2 separate regions of the Homo sapiens genome follow, and region 2 is linked to region 1. A link is an interaction called in ENCODE POLR2A ChIA-PET data of the cell type or tissue named here. Cell type or tissue: PC-3. All regions are shown on one strand. Links, peaks and the distances in the headings refer to the core of each region. The heading gives the core; the rest is flanking DNA.

What was found. ChIA-PET counts read pairs that join two places held together with the same protein. Peaks named below come from ENCODE experiments on the same cell type or tissue, not always from the same donor. Only the 100,000 strongest peaks of a DNase experiment are listed, where the experiment ranks them.
Region 2: POLR2A ChIA-PET joins it to region 1 with 11 read pairs; 3 of 35 experiments call an interaction of 5 or more read pairs at or near these places.

The regions. Positions count from the first base shown.
Region 1 is chr2:84,944,303-84,949,682 of GRCh38, forward strand. No RefSeq gene overlaps it. Among named protein-coding and RNA genes, the nearest start is that of KCMF1, 24 kb to the right of the region's middle. RefSeq lists a silencer at 1,792-1,941 and an enhancer at 2,112-2,281. In PC-3, for the core only: a CTCF peak has its summit at 2,109 (motif pointing left); DNase peaks (open chromatin) are centred at 969 and 2,259; H3K4me3 peaks cover 1,326 bases; H3K27ac peaks cover 3,303 bases.
Region 2 is chr2:85,103,654-85,109,033 of GRCh38, forward strand. No RefSeq gene overlaps it. Among named protein-coding and RNA genes, the nearest start is that of TCF7L1, 27 kb to the right of the region's middle. In PC-3, for the core only: no CTCF peak of the experiment used is centred there; a DNase peak (open chromatin) is centred at 3,328.

The sequences.
Region 1 (5,380 bases), core at 142-5,141:
AATGGCACCAGCACCTCCTGTGGTAAATATGTATTCTGTCTTTGTCCTCAGTCTTTGCACGCAGCTCCTATAACCCTTGGAATCCCTGGAATGATATCTTTTGTGTGCTAATAAGGTGCCTGGTGGCTGGGGGTCCCCGACATAGCTTGAGGATGGGGGCTGGTCACCAGAGAGACCAAGGCATGACAGAATTGGAACTTTCAGCTCATCCCCAGACCTCCAGGAAGGAAAAGGGGCTGGTGATTGAGTCAATCAGCATTGGTCAATGATTTCATCAATTGTGCCTGTGTAATGAAACCTCCATAAAAACCCCTAAATGATGAGATTCGGGGAGCTTCCAGTTGGTGAACACACTGAAGTGCTAGGAGGGCGGCCTGCCCAGAGGAGACATAGAAGCCCTGCGTGCCCCTCCAATACCATGCCCTATGCTTCCACCTGGCTGTCTCTGAGCATATGTCCTTGATCATAAAGTGGTAAGCCTAACGAAAGTGTTTCCGAGTTCTGTGAGCCATTCTGGCAAATTATTGAACATGAAGAGGGGGTTGTGGTAACCTAGGACTTCTATAGCTGGTTGGTTAGAAATACAGATGGTAACCTGGTACCAGCAACCGACATCTGAAATCAGGGCAGTCTTGCGGGATGGAGCTCTTTGGTGGCATTGACACTAATTCTAGGTAGATAATGTCAGAATGGAATTGATTTGTTGGATACCCAATTGGTATCTGGAGAGTTGAATAACTGGTCAGTATAAGAAAAAACTCACACATTTGGTGGCAGAAGTATTGTGAATAAAAACAGTTCAGAGCTCCCCTACTCCCAAACCAGAAAACCTGGAGTCATCTTCGATGCCACCCTCTCACCACCCACCCTCTGCACTATCCCTGCCAATCACTTGCCAAGTTACCCTGATTCCACCTCCAAATACCTCTCTCATCTCCCGTCTTCACTTTTCATTCATCATTTACTCATTCAATCACAAATATTTGCTCTTATCTTCTCTGTGCCAGGCTTTGTGATAGGCATTGGAGTCAGAAGAATGAATGAGACCTGGTAGGAAAATCACAATCTAGTGGTAAAACAAAAACCAGAACACAATCATAAAGCAATGGGATTCACACTCAGAAATGCATAGAGCTGCTGGGCGTGGTGGCTCATGCCTGTAATCCCATCACTTTGGGAGGCCGAGGTGGGCGGATCATGAGGTCAGGGGTTCGAGACCAGCCTGACCAACATGGTGAAACCCTGTCTCTACTAAAAATACAAAATTAGCTGGGCGTGGTGGCACATGCCTGTAATCCTGGCTACTCAGGAGGCTAAAGCAGGAGAATCACTTGAACCTGGGAGGCAGAGATTGCAGCAAGCCGAGATCGCACTACTGCACTCCAGCTTGGATGACACAGTGAGACTCTGTCTCAAAAAAAAAAAAAAAAAAAAGAAAAGAAAAGAAAAGAAATGCACAGAGCATCATAGAGTCCAGGGCAGGGGTCCCTGACCAAGCTCGGGAATGGTGGGGGATGGGGTGGGGACATCAGTGGAGTTTTTTGGGGTTTTTTGTTTTGCTTTGTTTGAGACAGGGTCTTGCTCCGTCACCCAGGCTGGAGTGCAGTGGTGTGATCATAGTTCACTGCAACCTTGAACTCCTGGGCTCAAGGGATCCCCCGGCCTCAGCCTCCTGAGTAGCTGGGATTACAGGCATGAGCCACCACACCCAGTCAATAGACTTTTCTTGATGTGGGTGACACCCAAGCTTTAAGTTTGAAGACTAAAGGAGAGCTGGCACACCAACAGTATACGAGGGGAGGGGAGGGGAGAGGGGAGGGGAGAGGAGGGGAGAGGGGAGGTGAGAGGGGAAGGGAGGGGAGGGAGGAGGGGAGGGGAGGGGAGGGGAGAGGACACAGCAGGCTGGTAGGGCAGCTTTGAATATGGCTCAGAGGCGAGGCGAGCAAGGTCTGAATCACTTCTGCTCCAAGTCCAGGCCCACATTACTTCTTATACGGACAAGAGGCCAGTAACTGCTCTACCCACACATTCTCCTCCCCTACCATCAGAAAAATCTCCCTAAAGCTCAAATTTGACTTCCTGTCTCCCCTGCTTGCTACCCTCTGCTGGTTCCCCTTTCTGATCTGTGGTGTCTCAGCTCCACCTCTGTTCATAAACTTCATATGGTGCCTTCAAAAGTATTTCCGTCTCTGGACCTTCATCCCTGCACTACTGTCTGCCTGGAATTTCCTGCCCTGCCTTGGTTGATGAGGTGGACTCCTATTCATACTTCAGAGTGACTCAGATGTGACTTGTTCCACAAAGTCCCCACCCACTTGCACTCACCTCCGTGGTGCACGTATTCCAGGGCCGTGAGCTTCACCTCTCTGCACGTCTCCCTCCTGCTACAGCTGTGAGGGTGCAGACCTCCTCTGCTGGCACCAGGGCCCGGCCTGCAGTGGGCCTTTGGCAAATGAGGAACTAGGGCTACCGGTAGGTGAAAATGCAGCTAATGCCCAGGAAGCTAGAAGCTGTTGGAACATTTCTGAGACCCTTTAGACCTGGAAATAGCTCTATGTTAGAGGGTTGCTGATAGAGAAGGCTGGAAGTGAGGTCCCTCTGTCCCCAGCTCGCCTCAGACCCTGGTTCCAGATACAGTTGCATGTGTTTCCAACCAAGACTCTGACCTGGCTCCTCAACCAAACCTCCCCTGCGTCCATGGATCTATCTGAACTCCCATTTATAATCGTAAGAGGCTGTGGGTTAGAGGCGCTGTGCTAATGATGGCTGTATGGTTATTATGATTGTGAAGTTGTTATATTTTACATAGAATACAAGTTTATGTACATTACGATTAAGACTAGTAAAGCTCTTTGGAACTTTAAAAACAAATCCCAGTCAGGCGTGATGGCTCACGCCTGTAATCCTAGCTCTTTGGGAGTCCAAGGCAGGAGGACTGGTTAAGCCCAATTCTCCAGGAGTTTGAGACCAGCCTGGGCAACATAGTAGGACCCCATCTCTACAAAAAAATAAAAATCAAAAAATTAGCCAGACGTGGTGGCATGCACCTTTAGTCCCAGCTACTCGGGAGGCTGAGGCAGGAGGACTGTTTGAGCCCAGGAGGTGGAACCTACGGTGAGCCATGATCTCACCACTGCACTCCAGCCTGGGCAACAGAGTGAGACCCTGTCTCAAAAAAACGAAACAAAACAAATCTCAATTCAATTACATTTAATTATTTCAAAAACCAAGCTCTCTCATTGTACAACATTCAAACAATAACGTAAGAAAAAGTGCCTATGGGTCCCAAATTGGTGTGACTCCTGTGTCCTGTCAGCCTATAGAAACACAAGTGTCTGTGTGTGTAACTTTGACCCCTTCTCCTCCCCCTCCAAAAAATGTACATGCATATATATATATATACTTTTTGTTTTGTTTTTGTTGTTTTTTGTTTTTGATATTAGTAGAGACAAGGTCTCACTATGTTGCCCAGGCTGGTCACAAACTCCTGGGCTCATGCGATCCTCTCACCTTGGCCTCACAAAGTACCGGGGTTATAGGCGTGAGCCACCATGCTCAGCCTATACATTCTTATTCTTTTTTTTCTTTCTTTTTTTTTTTTTTTTTGAGACAGAGTCTTGCTCTGTCACCCAGGCTGGAGATCAGGCCATTGCCTGATCTCGGCTCACTGCAACCTCCACCTCCTGGGTTCAAGCGATTCTCCTGCCTCGGCCTCTCGAGTAGCTGGGATTACAGGCATGTACCACCACACCAAGCTAATTTTGTATTTTTAGTAGAGACGGGGTTTCACCATGTTGGTCAGGCTGGTCTTGAACTCCTGACCTCAGGTGATCCACCCACCTCAGCCTCCCAAAGTGTTAGGGTTACAGGCGTGAGCCACCATGCCCAGCTATATATATATTTTTTGTTTGGTTGGTTTTGTTTTGTTTTGTTTTTTGAGGCAGAGTCTCGCTCTGTCACCCAGGCTGAAGTGAAGTGGCACGATCTCGGCTCACTGCAACCTCCGCCTCCCAGGTTCAAGCGATTCTCCTGCCTCAGCCTCTCGAGTAGCTGGGATTACAGAAGCGCACCACCACGGCTGGCTAATTTTTTGGTATTTTTTAGTAGAGACAGGTTTTCACCATGTTGGTCAGGCTGGTCTTGAACCCCTGACCTCAAGTGATCCGCCCGCTTCAGCCTCCCAAAGTGCTGGGATTACAGGCGTGAGCCACCACACCTGGCCTTATATTCTTTTTAAAAAAAAAAAAAAACAAAACAAAAACAAAAAGAAAAAAAACACCTGATGGGGTCAGGTGTGATGGCTCACACCTGTAATCCCAGCACTTTGGGAGGCCGAGGTGGGCGGATCACTTGAGGTTAGGAGTTAGAGACCAGCCTGGCCAACATATAGTGAAACCCCATCTCTACTAAAAATACAAAAATTAGCTGGGTGTAGTGGCGCACGCCTGTAATCCCAGCTACTCAGGAGGCTGTCTGGAAAATCACTTGAACCTGGGAGGCGGAGGTTGCAGTGAGCTGAGATCACGCCATTGCACTCCAGCCTGGGCAACAAGAGCGAGACTCCATCTCAACAAAACAAAACAAAAAAACAACTTGATGGATATCTTTGTCAGTACATATAATTCTATTTGGTTCTTTTTAATGGTCACATAGTAAGACTTATTATATTAGGGTCAGCAAAGTATGGCCTCTAGACCAAATATGGCCCAGCACCTAAAAGAAGTTGTATGGGAACATAGCCATGCCTATTCCTTTCCATAGAGTCTCAGCCTGCTTTTGCACTATAGTAGCAGAATTGAAAGGTTGCATCAGAGACTGTGGCCTACAATGCCCGGAGAGTTTACTATCTAGCTCGTTACAGAAAAAGTATGCCAACCTGTGCAATATATGGCTGTATCATGCTTTATTTAGCCAGTCCCTGTTAATAACATTTAAATTGTTTCCATTTGTTCAGCATTAGCAAACAATCTCAAAATTAACACTTTCGTTTTCAACATTTACATAAGTTGGTTGGGCGCCGGTGGCTCACGCCTGTAATCCCAGCACTTTGGGAAGCTGAGGCGGGCAGATCACGAGGTCAAGAGATCAAGACCATCCTGGCCAACATTGTGAAACCCCATCTCTACTAAAAATACAAAAATTAGCTGGCCCTGGTGGTGCGCGCCTGTAATCCAAGCTACTCGGGTGGCTGAGGCAGGAGAATCGCTTGAACCTGGGAGGCAGAGGTTGCAGTGAGCCGAGATCACGCCACTGCACTCCAGCCTGGGTGACAGTGCGAGACTCTGTCTCAAAAAAAAAAAAAAAGAAAAAAAAACATTTACATCAGTTGATGGCCACCACGGCTATCAGTGAGTGAGAACATTAGTAAGTGTGAACCCAA
Region 2 (5,380 bases), core at 250-5,249, 160 kb after region 1:
AAGAGATAAATTGGTCTTGATCAGTATTAGAAACCTTTGTGCTTCAAAGGACACTATCAAGAAAGTGATAAGACAACCCACAGAATGGGAGAAAATTTTATAAATCACATCGCTAATAAGGGATTTATAGCTAAACACATAAAAGACATAAACAACACAACTCACACTCAATAAAATACAGATAATTAAATTTTAACATGGGAAAACCACAACTAGGTGAACGGACTTAGCGCTATTGAACTGTATATGTAAAAGGACTAAGATGGTAAATTTTATGTTATGTATATTTTACCAGAATTTTTTTAAAGTTTTTTTAGGCCAGATGGGATGGCTCACGCCCATAATCCCGGCATTTTCGGAGGCCAAGATGGGAACCCAGGAATTTGAGACCAGCCTGGGGAAAATAGCAGGACTCCATCTCTACGAAAAATTTGAAAATTAGCCCGGCATGGTGGTACATGCCTGTAGTCCTAGCTATTCAGGAGGCTGAGGCAGGAGGACTGCTTGAGCCCAGGAGTTCGAGGCTGCAGTGAGCTACAATTGCACCACTGCACCCCAGCCTGGGTGACACAGCAAGACCTCATCTCTGGAAAAAAAAATTTTTTTAATGGGCAAATGTTCAAAACAGACATTTCTCCAAAGAAGAAACAGAAATGGTCAATGAGCACATGAAAAGATACTCAACATTATTAGTTGTCAGGGAAATCCAAATCAAAACCACAGTGAGATACCACTTCACACCCACTAGTATGGTTATAATGAAAAAGATAGTAACAAGTGTTACTGAGGATGTGGAGAAATCAGAACCCTCATATACTGCTGGTGGTAACGCAAAATGGTACAGCTGCTTTGGAAAACAGTTTAGCACTTCCTCAAATGATTAATTATAAAGTTAACATATGATCTAGCAAATCTACTCCTAGGTGTACCCCTGGAAGAATTTAAAACATATGTCTACATAAAAACTTTTACACAAATGTTTATAGCTTCCGTATTTATAATAGCCAAAAAGTAGAAACAACTCAAATGTCTGTCAACTCACAAATCTGTAAAGAAAATGTAGAATGATATATCCAATCAATGAACTGTTTTTTGGCCATAAGAAGGAATGAAGTAATGGCACAGGCTACAACGTGAATGAACCTGAAAACGTTATGATATTTCTCATAATGATACTGTAATCATTTTATATGATTCTATTTAAGAGATTAGTGGTTTTCCTGGGCTGGGATGCATGGGGGAGAGAGGGGGTCACAGCTGAAGGGTATAGGGTTCATTTTTGAGGTGATGAAAATGTTCTAAAATAGACTCTGGTGGGCCAGGCACGGTGGCTCACGCCTGCAATCCCAGCACTTTGGGAGGCCGAGGCAGATGGATCATGAGGCCAAGGGTTCGAGACCATCCTGGCCAACATGGTGAAACCCCGTCTCTACTAAAAATACAAAAATTAGCCAGGTGTGGTGGCATGCGCCTGTAGTCCCAGCTACTCGGGAGGCTGAGGCAGGAGAATTGCTTGAACCCAGGAGGTGGAGGTTGCAGTGAGCCAAGATCGAGCCACTGCACTCCAGCCTGGTGGCAGAGCCAGACTCTGTCTGGAAAAAAAAAAAAAAAATTGACTCTGGTGATGGTTGCACATTTCTGCGAATATACTAAAAACCACTGAACTTTATACTTTCAAGCAGTGGATTGTACGGTATGTGAATTATATCCTGATAAAGCTGTTTAAAATTTTTATGAAAAGGAAAGAAATAGATTAATTTCAATAAAGGTTAAACTAAGCTTAATATTTTTCAAGAAAGTTTGGTTAAAAAGTCATTTTTAGTTTTTAGTGGGGATGAAACATGCACTATATATCACAGTTGATCAACATCTTGTGTAGTAGAAATTTGTAATAAGGCTTTGGATTTTTTTGGATAAAGTAAAATAAGGAAGACATTTTTAAAATGAAAAGGTTTCTTTACCTATACTATTGATTTGCATGGGAGTTGACATCCTTTGTGGATTGGAGGGACCACACAAAAAGTGTGTGCTAATAAGTTCAGCAAAATGCACAACTCACAGGGGAAAAAAAAAAAATTCTCGACCAGGTGCGGTGGCTCACGTCTGTAATCCTAGCATTTTGGGAGGCCAAGGTGAGTGGATCACCTGAGGTCGGGAGTTCAAGACCAGCCTGACCAACAAGGAGAAATGCCGTCTCTGCTAAAAATACAAAATTAGCTGGGCGTGGTGGCGCATGCCTGTAATCCCAGCTACTTGGGAGGCTGAGGCAGGAGAATCACTTGAACCAGGGAGGTGGAGGTTGCGGTGAGCCAAGATTGTGCCACTGCACTCCAGCTTGGGAGACAGAGCGAAACTCCATCTCAAAAAAAAAAAAAGAAAAAGAAAAGAAAAAAATTCTCTTCTCAAAATGGCATTACTGATTTATTATTGAATGATTATATCTACATCTTAATAATCACACTAATATACCATGAGCTGTAGGTATAATTTTTATGCAGGGGTTCTCTGAGACCTAAAAATCATTTCAAGAGTTGTTCTAAGCAGTACGGTGGCTCACGCTTGTAATCCCAGCACTTTGGGAGGCCGAAGTGGGAGGATCACTTGAGCCCAAGCGTTTGAGACCAGCCTATGCAGTTTAGTGAGACCTCATCTCTACAAAAAATACAAAAATTAGCTGGGCATGGTGGTGCATGCCTGCAGTCCCATCTACTCAGGAGGCTGAGGTGGGAGGATTTCTGAAGTCCAGGAGGTCCAGGCTGCAGTGAGTTCAACTGCAGTGCCACACTGAACTCCAGCCTGGGTGGCAGAGTGAGTCCCCGTCTAAGCAAAAAAAAAAAAAAGGAGTTCCCCTGGAGTGAAAAGATTGGGAAAGACTGCTCTATAGGCAACCGTTTCTGCTTTCATTATTTATGAAAATATAATTTTAATATATAATTTATATATTCATATTTCCACACTTTTCTTACCCAAAGAATGGCACACTATGCACTGTTCTGCCCCTTGCTTTTTTCCATTTAGCCATATTTTCTGGAATCCATGGAGGTAGATAGGGGTTCTTCTCATTGCTTTTTACATCTGTATAGGACTCCACTGTATAGCTGCGACATTCAACCAGTCCCCAAACACCATTTTTGTTATTTCCAGTCTTTTATTGACACAAATAGTGCTGCAATGAATTGTCTTGTTTGTATGCCATTTACTGGTTTTGCTAGTGCGTCTTGGGATAGATTCCTAGAAGTAGGATTGCTAAATCAAAGTGTAAATGCATATTCTGTTTCATTAGACATTGCCAAGTTGCCTTCCACAAAGATTATATCATCCTGCATTCCATAAGCAATGTATAACAGAGCCTGACTCCCTATATCTCAACATCAGAGTATGTTGTCAAACTTTTGGAGTTTTGCCAATCTGATAGGGGAGAAATATCTCAGGATGATTTTACTTTGCACTTCTGGCCAGGCGCAGTGGCTGGTGCCTGTAATCCCGGCACTTTGGGAGGCCGAAGCAGGCGGATCACTTGAGGTCGGGAGTTGGAGACCAGCCTGGCCAACATGGTGAAACCCGGTCTCTACTAAAAATACAAAAATAAAATAAAATAAAATAAAATAAAATAAAATAAAATAAAATTAGCCAGGCATGGTGGCACGCGCCTGTAATCCCAGCTACTTGGGAGGCTGAGGCAGGAGAATCACTTGAACCCGGGAGGCGGAGGTTGCAGTGAGCTGAGATCATGCCACTTCTCTCCAGCCTGGGTGACAGAGCCAGACTCTCTCTCAAAAAAAAAATAAAAAACTGCACTTTCCTCATCATGTAAAAGGCTGACCATCTTTGCTATTTGCCTTTCTTTTAGAGACAGGATCTCTACCGTCACCTAGGCTGGAGTGCAGTGGAGTGATTATAGCTCACTGCAACCTGGACCTTCTGGGCTCAAGCAATCCTCCAATCTCAGCCTCCCGAGTAGCTGGGACTACAGGCATGTGCCACTGCATCTGGCTAATGTTTTTATTTTTATTTTTTGTAGAGAGTGGGTCTCACTATGTTGCCCAGGCTGATCTTGAACTCCTGGCCTCAAGCTATCCTCCCATCTCAGCCCTCTCAAAGGACTGAGATTACATGAATGAGCCACTGATCCCGGCCTCTTTTTTTCACTCTCTATGTTCATATATTTTGCCCTTTCTCCTTCCTCATGATTCTAAAAATCATGAACTCTTTGTATGTTAGGAGTATTAGTGTGTTATGACTTGTCAATACCTTTTGACAGTTTGTTAATTTCTTTTAAATATTTTAGGTCTTCCTCTCTCTCTCTCCCTTCTTCTCTCATGTTTGCAAATAATATTTACATTTATATAGTAACAGTTATCAGTCTTTTCTCTATAGCTTCTGCTTTTAAAGTTATAAATGTTTTCCCACTCCCAGTTTAAAAAGACACATTCAGTTTTTCTTCTAGTATTTGTGTTTTCATTTTTCATATTTAGATCTCTTACCCATTTGCCATTTATTCTGGTATATGAGAAGAATGAAGCTGATGTTATATTTTTCCATATAGGTACACGGTTGCAGTTGTCTCAATACCGTTTATTTAAAAGTTTGGCTCGCCGGGCGCGGTGGCTCACGCCTGTAATCCCAGCACTTTGGGAGGCCGAGGCGGGTGGATTATGAGGTCAGGAGATCGAGACCATCCTGGCTAACAAGGTGAAACCCCGTCTCTACTAAAAATACAAAAAATTAGCCGGGCGCGGTGGCGGGCGCCTGTAGTCCCAGCTACTCGGGAGGCTGAGGCAGGAGAATGGCGTGAACCCGGGAAGCGGAGCTTGCAGTGAGCCGAGATTGCGCCACTGCAGTCCGCAGTCCGGCCTGGGCGACAGAACGAGACTCCGTCTCAAAAAAAAAAAAAAAAAAAAAAGTTTGGCTCTTCCCCACTGCTTCGAGATGCATCCTTTCATTGATCTGTCTATTCATATATCAACACTATACTCTTTTAATTACAGAAACTTTATAACATTTTAACGTCGTGGAGGGCTAGCCTCCCTATGTATCTCTTTCTTAAAGAATTATTACTTGTTTATTCTTTTTTTTTTTTTTTTTTTTTTTTGGACACAGGGTCTTGCTTTGTCACCCAGGCTGGAGTACAGCGGCATGATCTTGACTCACCGCAACCACTGCCTCCCAGGTTCAAACGGTCCTCCCACTTCAGCCTCCCAAGGAGCTGGGACTACAGGCATGTGCCATCCTGCCCAGCTAATTTTTGTATTTTTGTAGAGATGGGGTCTCACTGTGTTGCTCAGGCTAGTGTTTATTCTTTTTAAAAAAATCTTTATATAAAAAACTTGTAAGACTACAAAATTATCAAAACCTCATGGTAATTTCCACTGGGATTATG